Linked DNA regions of Homo sapiens: all the other regions are linked to region 1. Evidence: chromatin loops called from intact Hi-C (ENCODE). Cell type or tissue: heart left ventricle. All regions are shown on one strand.

Region 1 (2,500 bases):
CCTGGGAATTCATGAATTTAGTCAAGATGATATTCACTTTTTACTTTTAAATTTTTTCCATATCAACGACTGTTCCCTTTTTTCCTTCTTATTTGTGTTTATCCCTGTTTTTTTCCTCTTATTTCTAACTCAGACCTGGAATTTGTGTTCACTTGTATATAAAATTTTTAGCAGCATGAATTTTCAGACTTATCTTTAAGCAAGTTTTATGGCTTTTTTTTCTTTTTGCCTATGACAAATTCTTTTTTTTTAAATTTTATTTGTTTATTTTTTTGAGACAGAGTCTCGTTCTGTCGCTCAGGCCCGAGTGCAGTGATGCAATCTCGGCTCATTGCAGCCTCCACCTCCCTGGTTCAAGTAATTCTCTTGGCTTAGCCTCCCGAGTAGTTGGGACCATAGGCGCAGGCCACCACACCCGGTTCATTTTTGTATTTTCAGTAGTGACAGGATTTCACCATGTTGGCCAGGCTAGTCCCAAACTCCCGACCTCAAGTGACCACCTGCCTTGTCCTCCCAAAGTGCTGGGATTAGAGGCGTGAGCCACCACCCCTGACCTTGCCTATGGCAAATTCATATAACCAAACTTTTAGTTTCCTCTTCTTCTTTTTTTTTTTTGTGGGGGAAGGGTGTTGGGGGGGGATGTGTTTTTGTTGTTTTGCTTTGCCGCTACATATCCTGGAGTCATTCTTCCAGACAAACACTGTGTATTAAAATTCTGACTCCTTCCATGATAAAATATGTTTTGTTTGATCATACGCTTGAATCTTAATTTGGTTTAGAGAATATTCTGGATTGAAAATTCTTCTCTTATTGCTGTCTTATATTTGTTGTTACTGAAAACAACCTTGATGCCCTTTAAATTTTCATTTCTTTGTAGGTAATTCGTGTTGCTTTGTTCCGTTTCTATTACTCACTGTTTGCCTTTTAAACTCTTTTTTTTTTTTTTTAATCCTTAGAATACTTTCTCTGGGATGTTGAAAAACTGGGTACTTTTTGCTTCATTCACCCTGCTGTCAAATGGAACATTTTTCCCTCATTTTCTCTCCTGCCATCTGCATCTCATTGAAGCCTCTAGATGAGTCCTCTTATCCTTCATATCTTTTCATACTTGTTTTCTACCTCTTTTGTCCTTTGCACTGCATTTCCAGAAAATCTCTTGGCTTCCCTTTCCAGCTCTTTAATTTTCACTTTAATTATGTTCATTCTGCTATTTAGTATTTTTTTTTTAATTTCACAGGATTTTTTTTTAAGAACTATAAGTTCTTGAATAGGTTGCTTTTCCAGCCTGTTTTTGTGCTTAGGATATTAATCCTCCTTGATCTCTCAGAGATCATTAAAGCATCTTCTGATTCCTCTCTTAATTTAACCCCCAAGTTCTAGTGCTTTTCTTCCATTGTGTCGATTTTCTTCCAATACTTGTCTGCTGAATACTCACATTGCAAATTGAGAAGCTGATAACAATTACAGGAGCTCGGCCTCAGCCATTTGAGGAAAGTAGCACAACAAGCCTCTGGACTGGATGTGCCAGTAGCTTATCTGCTGTGGAGAGAACATCCTGTTCCCCTGGGAATGGCCAGCTGTCTGACACAAGGCCCACTGACTCGTTCCAGCCCTGAATAAACAGCACAGGCTAAGGAAGGCTCAGAGATCACTAACTCGACCATCGTAAATGTAGGGACCCAATTAATCACTCAAGTTACCTTCAATTTTCTGCCCCCCACTCCACTGACTCTGAGCCTGAAGCACCCTCAGAAAACAGGCCTTAGGTCCCATTGTGAATTCTGCACTATTTTTCTTTGTTCTTATTTTTCTGTCACTTTCTTTGCTCTGTCAGTTTGTTTCTGTTCTCTTATGTTTCACTTATGTATAAAACTTTTATGGATCTCTCTCTCTCTCTGTCTCTCTCTCTCTGTCCCCACCTCTCCCTCTCTCAAATTTCAAGGGATGTGGGACAGAAGGGGATGTTAGGGGCATGTGCTTATTTTTCCCCCTGAATTCAGATTCCTCAGCATGCATTTTGTGTATGTTTTCACCCTTGAGTTCCCTTTGCCAAGATTGTCTCAATTACGTCTATTTTGAAATAATACAGTGGATTCATTTTTAAAACCTTCAAAATTCATCCCAGAACCAGGTGTGATAGAAATAAACATATAACCTTAACACATAGGCCCACATCTTCCTCAAAAGATTCTTGTGAGCATTAAATAGGACACTGTATAAAAGAACCTTGTAAAATGTAGAGTGCTGTGTAAATATGATTAAAATAGTGACTTTTATTTTCAGTTTCTTAAAAGTATGAACCATGTTTTAATCCCTATTTTTTCATAGTGGGTAGTCATCTACTCAACTAATTGATGAGTCAAAATTTGCTGAATGAATGACCTCATTCACATCACATTTTATTTTCAAAACATCGGAATTATGACAAATATATTTTACATACCTACTAGAAACACTTATCCATGGAGCTAAAATATACAGTTTACATTTATTCTACACT
Region 2 (2,500 bases), 91 kb before region 1:
ACCAAATATAAAAATATATTTTAAAATATATTTTTGAAATACTACTTATTAATGCCTCAAAAAATGAATGCTTAGAAATAGATTTAACAAAATATATACAGGGGCTATACACAGAGAAACTATATAATATTGCTGAGAGAAATCATAGAACACCTACATAAATGGAAAATTAAACCATGTTCATGGACCAGAAGACTAAATATTATTAAGATGTCAATTCTCTTCAAATTGACCTCTAGATTCAACATTAAAGCAGTCAAAATTCCTGGAGGATTTTTTTGGAGAGCTTGACAAGCTGATTCTAAACTTGATATGGAAATGTATACAAGGCCTAGTTTAAACCATTTTGAAAACAAAGAACAGAGTGGGAGGACTTGCGTTATAATAAACCTGGAGTACTCAGTAAATTAGAGTAAGAATAGACATCATGATCAATAGAACAAAAAAAGAAAGCCCAGATACAGGTACACAGCTATACAGCCCATTGATTTTCTATGAAAGTGTCAAGGTAACTCAATTGGGAAAAATAAATAGCCTCTTGGACCAATAGTAATAGAACTACTGCATTTCTATGAGCAATAAGTAAATAAATAAAGCTTGATCCTTACTTCACAGGATAGGCAAATATTAACTTGAAATGGACCATAAACTAAAATATAGATAAAAATAGACAATTTCCAAAAGAAAACATGGTAGGAAATCTTTATGAACTTGGGTTAGGCAAATCTTTCTTAGATCAGACATATTAAACACGAAGTATGAAAGATAAAAATGCTAAATTGGATTTCATCAGAATTAAGAACTTTTGTCCTTCAAAAGACATCCTTCAAAAAAAGAAGAGAAGCCACTGAATGGGAGAGAATATTTGCAAAACATATATGATAAAGGACTTGTACCTAGAATATAAAAATACTTAAAAATGAATAAGAAGATAAACAACCCAATTTAAAAATACAGTCAAGAGCCAACAAAGCAAAAAAGACATACACATGGATATGAGCAAATGAGAATATGAACAACAGTATCAGTCATTAGTGAAGCTCAAAATAAAAATGCAATGGAATATTATAACACACTTACTGGACTGGCTAAATTTTTTTTAAAGTGTCAAGAACACGAAGGAACTGGAACTTTTGTTGTGTTGTTTGGGGTGGGAATGCAAAATGGTACATCCACTTTGAAAAGAGTAGGGCTGGGTGCAGTGGCTCATGCCTGTAACCCCAGCACTTTGGGAGACCGAGGCAGGTGGATCAGGAGTTTGAGACCAGCCTAGCCAAGATAGTGAAATCCCATCTCTACTAAAAATACAAAAAATTAGCCGGGCGTGTTGGTGGGCACCTGTAATCCCAGCTACTCAGGAGGCTGAGGCAGGAAAATCACTTGAACCCAGGAGGTGGAGATTGAAGTGAACTGAGATTGTGCCATTGCACTCCAGCCTGGGCGACAAGAGCGAAAATGCATCTCAAAAAAAAAAAAAAAAAAAGGAAAAAAAAAGAAAAGAAATGAAAAGAGTTTGGCAGTCTCTTACAATGTTAAACATACATTTTCCCATACATCTGAGAACTTTTACTCCTAGGCATGTATCGAAGAGAAAAGAAAATATGTATTAACACAAAAAATCATACACCCTTGTACAGTCATATTCATAGTAGCTTTGCTTCTAATAGTCAAATACTGAAAAGAACCTGCCCCCATCAAATGGTAAATAGTTATGTCTGTTATATGTATAAATAAGCTGTCATAAGAAATTCATTTCAAAAAAGCTAGAATGAGTGTTTTGTGCCAGATCTTGTGGGATACAGTAGCGTTAGTCAGTACAGCTATTGAGTAAGATAAATCTGGATTTGAATCTATCACTAACTCCTTCTCTAGGCGTATGAGCCTGGTCTAATCAATCACTGTCTCAGAACTTCTGCTTCCTCATTTTCAAAATAGAAATATTCTCATTACCTATCTCATAAGGTTAGTAATAAGCAACATAGAACAAAGTGCATGCCTGTTGTGAACATGGGCCACATAATAAAACAGATATTATAGCTGTTATTTTATTATATCTAAATTATTCCTGGGAATGTATTTATTGAACATATTTTCATCATCATGAAATAATTTGGAGATTTATAAAATTTGTGAAAACAGGATTTTGCTTGACCAGAATAGTGTATATAAACTGAAAGTCAGGATATTTATTAATATTGTTATGAAATTTTATTAAATAATTCATTCAGATCTAAGTGTACCTGGACTCTTATCCACTGAGTTTTCCCAAAATTGTTAAATGTAGAGAATAAAGAATTCTTTGTCAATGAATATTCTTTTTTCTCTTATAACTTATTTTTGATTCTATAGTAAAACAATAAATATTATCTTAGAGATATAATTTCACATATATTCCAGCTCCCATGTCGTTTATCCAAGATGTGTCAGCTGTGAAACATCTGTTCCTACAGAGAATCAAAAAAAGGGGGTAGAAATATATTGCAAATGTCTTCAACATAAA
Region 3 (2,500 bases), 48 kb before region 1:
AAAAAAAAAAAAAAAGAAAAGAAAAAAGGAAAGAACCACCCAATTACCAAATGACTTCACTTAATGCATCCCAATTAAAGTCTTTCAACTATCACGGAGTGAATACTATGTACCACACATTTAGTGGATGAAGAAAAAAAACACATATATGCCTGTTTTCACCGAGTTTTTCAGTCAGAAGAAAATAATGAAAACAATTACCTCACAGTGAAAAACTATCCTTAATTGAGACATTTCCAATGGAGGCTGTGGTATGAATAATTTCTTCTCTACCCCACCCCCTCCATGTCATAACTATTTCAAAATTGTGAGTGTCTGTCTGCAAATTGTGTATGATTTTAGTTCTGATGAAGCAAATGACTGTGATTTTTCACAGTAAAATTTCTTCATGACGATGAGATATCTGCCCTTGGTTCTTGCTTCATGACTCTGTGCTGAAATATGATGGGAAACTGAGCACATTTTGCTGTCTGTCACTACTGCAGCTTTATTCTTTTCCTTTCATTGTTGCCTGTACTTTACCAATACCTTCCACCTACCTTCTCCCTAGAAGTTTTATAAAAGAGCATACATACTGCAATTGAACAAATTCAAATGATTATAATAACAGCAAAAAAATAGTTTAAGAAGCACTGGAAGGTGATTTTTCTTTATTTTTAGATGAATTTGCTTAGAATTTCTATGAAGTTTTTCTCCTAACCTTATATAATTTTTTTCTTATGAATCATACTGAAATTGTCTTCACCATGTCCTGGTATGACTGTTGTAGGAGGCATAGTCCGGCTCCCCCTACCCCACCATATCTCTTTGTGTTTACCAATCCTGTAGGTATGGAAGGCCTCCTTGACTGACACTCTACTTGAGAGCTTTCTCTTGTCCCATAGACCTGTGCATGGGATACACAAAAATTGAAAAGTGCAGCAGCATTAATGATTCCAGAGCAACCCTCAGCCAATGATGTATGAGAGCTGGAGAATAACTAACCCCATTTCTAAGGTGCTTCCTACACTCTCTTACAGAGTTTTCCAAAGGGTTTGAGCCACAGTGCATCTTGTTCATTGGCTTTCTTTCCTTCCATGTCTCACTTCTTCATGTCCCTACAATGTCATCTCGGATCACATCCCCAATAAAGCATTCCAAAGCATACTGCATTGCAAGAACTCAGCATTTCAACTCAGATTGAAATAATGGATCAAAAGAAAAAAGATCATCACTTTTGAGAGTTAGCAATCTAGCAGGAATGGTAGAAATTATTAATAATAAATAAAATATTACTATTCTCTTACACACTACATTAGATCTGGAGTTAGAAACTCTGGCTGGGGATATGAAATTATTATATGTCTATGTATTTTCTCCCTATTGATTTTCTTTTGAAGGTTGGGAGAGGGTAATGTTACAATAGTATTAAATAAAAATCCTTTTGTATTTTGATTTGTTTTTTAATATCTTGGATATTTTTTAATGCCACCCTTTTCTCTTGAAAGTCAGAATTGCGATAATCAGTTCTCAGAGAAGCACATGAGAAAAATCATAATTTGTTCAGCAAGCACATAATCCTTCTTATTCATACTCTGATCTGACGAAAGCTACATTAGTGGGTAATGTCATCACGTTGGTAGTTCTAAAGACACATTCCAGCACCTGGTGTATCTGCAGTGATTGCATTTCTGCAGAAATCCACAGCTGACATTAAGATTAAGATGCTGCTTGGTACTCCAACGCGTAGAAAGTGTAAAATCTCCTAGTTGTAGCAGAAAACAATGGCGTATTGTTGAAGTGACAGACGCTCAAAGTTACTGAAGTAAAGGAGAACAACTGCTATTTAAAATTTAACACTTAAATGTTTTATCCGGGTTTTCGAAATTCATATCGCAAGTGATTTATACAGTGCTATTTTGCTATTTTCAAGTCTCTGTTAATATAGTGGTGGGTGTAATACACTCTTAATACATAATATGAAACCATTTTGTCCTCCTTTTAGCTAAACGTGTTAAAAGATAAAATGTGCATATAATTGTGTTTGTGAGAAGAGTGTTTTCAAGTAAAGAAACATTGACTACAGGAATAATTTTGCAATTGGGAGATAAATATTTCCAATTTCTTTACTTCCCTAAAGACAAAAGATCATATGACAACACAGAAATGACATGTACATTGTTTTGAACTATAAACTACTTTCTGTGTATAAAGGAACATTGCTTTAGAGCAAAAGGTTTTTTTAATTTATTTTCTTTTTCTCTTGTCAAGATACTTCTCAGAATAATGTTGTTAAGTGCATGAACTAAAGCACACAGGAATACCAAGGCAACAAATGATTTTTCAAATACAATTATTAAGCTACAAATAGAACATATATGTGATATAGCAAAATACATGCACCCCTTTAATAGCATATTAAAAAGCAAGATTTAAGAGTGGTTCTAATAACAACCATAATTTTTAAGTAAAGATGAGCAATATTTTAAGATGTTTTCAAAACTTATAATGTGATACAAAA

Evidence for each region. Hi-C counts contacts between places; a loop is a spot of excess contacts. Peaks named below come from ENCODE experiments on the same cell type or tissue, not always from the same donor. Only the 100,000 strongest peaks of a DNase experiment are listed, where the experiment ranks them.
Region 2: a loop joins it to region 1, with 2.1 times the contacts of the local background. A loop is called at or near these places in 3 of 110 quality-filtered maps.
Region 3: a loop joins it to region 1, with 2.3 times the contacts of the local background. A loop is called at or near these places in 5 of 110 quality-filtered maps.

The regions. Positions count from the first base shown.
Region 1 is chr3:74,642,935-74,645,434 of GRCh38, reverse strand. No RefSeq gene overlaps it. Among named protein-coding and RNA genes, the nearest start is that of CNTN3, 30 kb to the right of the region's middle. In heart left ventricle, no CTCF peak of the experiment used is centred here; a DNase peak (open chromatin) is centred at 1,544; H3K27ac peaks cover 1,474 bases.
Region 2 is chr3:74,733,686-74,736,185 of GRCh38, reverse strand. No RefSeq gene overlaps it. Among named protein-coding and RNA genes, the nearest start is that of CNTN3, 120 kb to the right of the region's middle. In heart left ventricle, no CTCF peak of the experiment used is centred here; no DNase peak of the experiment used is centred here.
Region 3 is chr3:74,691,268-74,693,767 of GRCh38, reverse strand. No RefSeq gene overlaps it. Among named protein-coding and RNA genes, the nearest start is that of CNTN3, 78 kb to the right of the region's middle. In heart left ventricle, no CTCF peak of the experiment used is centred here; no DNase peak of the experiment used is centred here.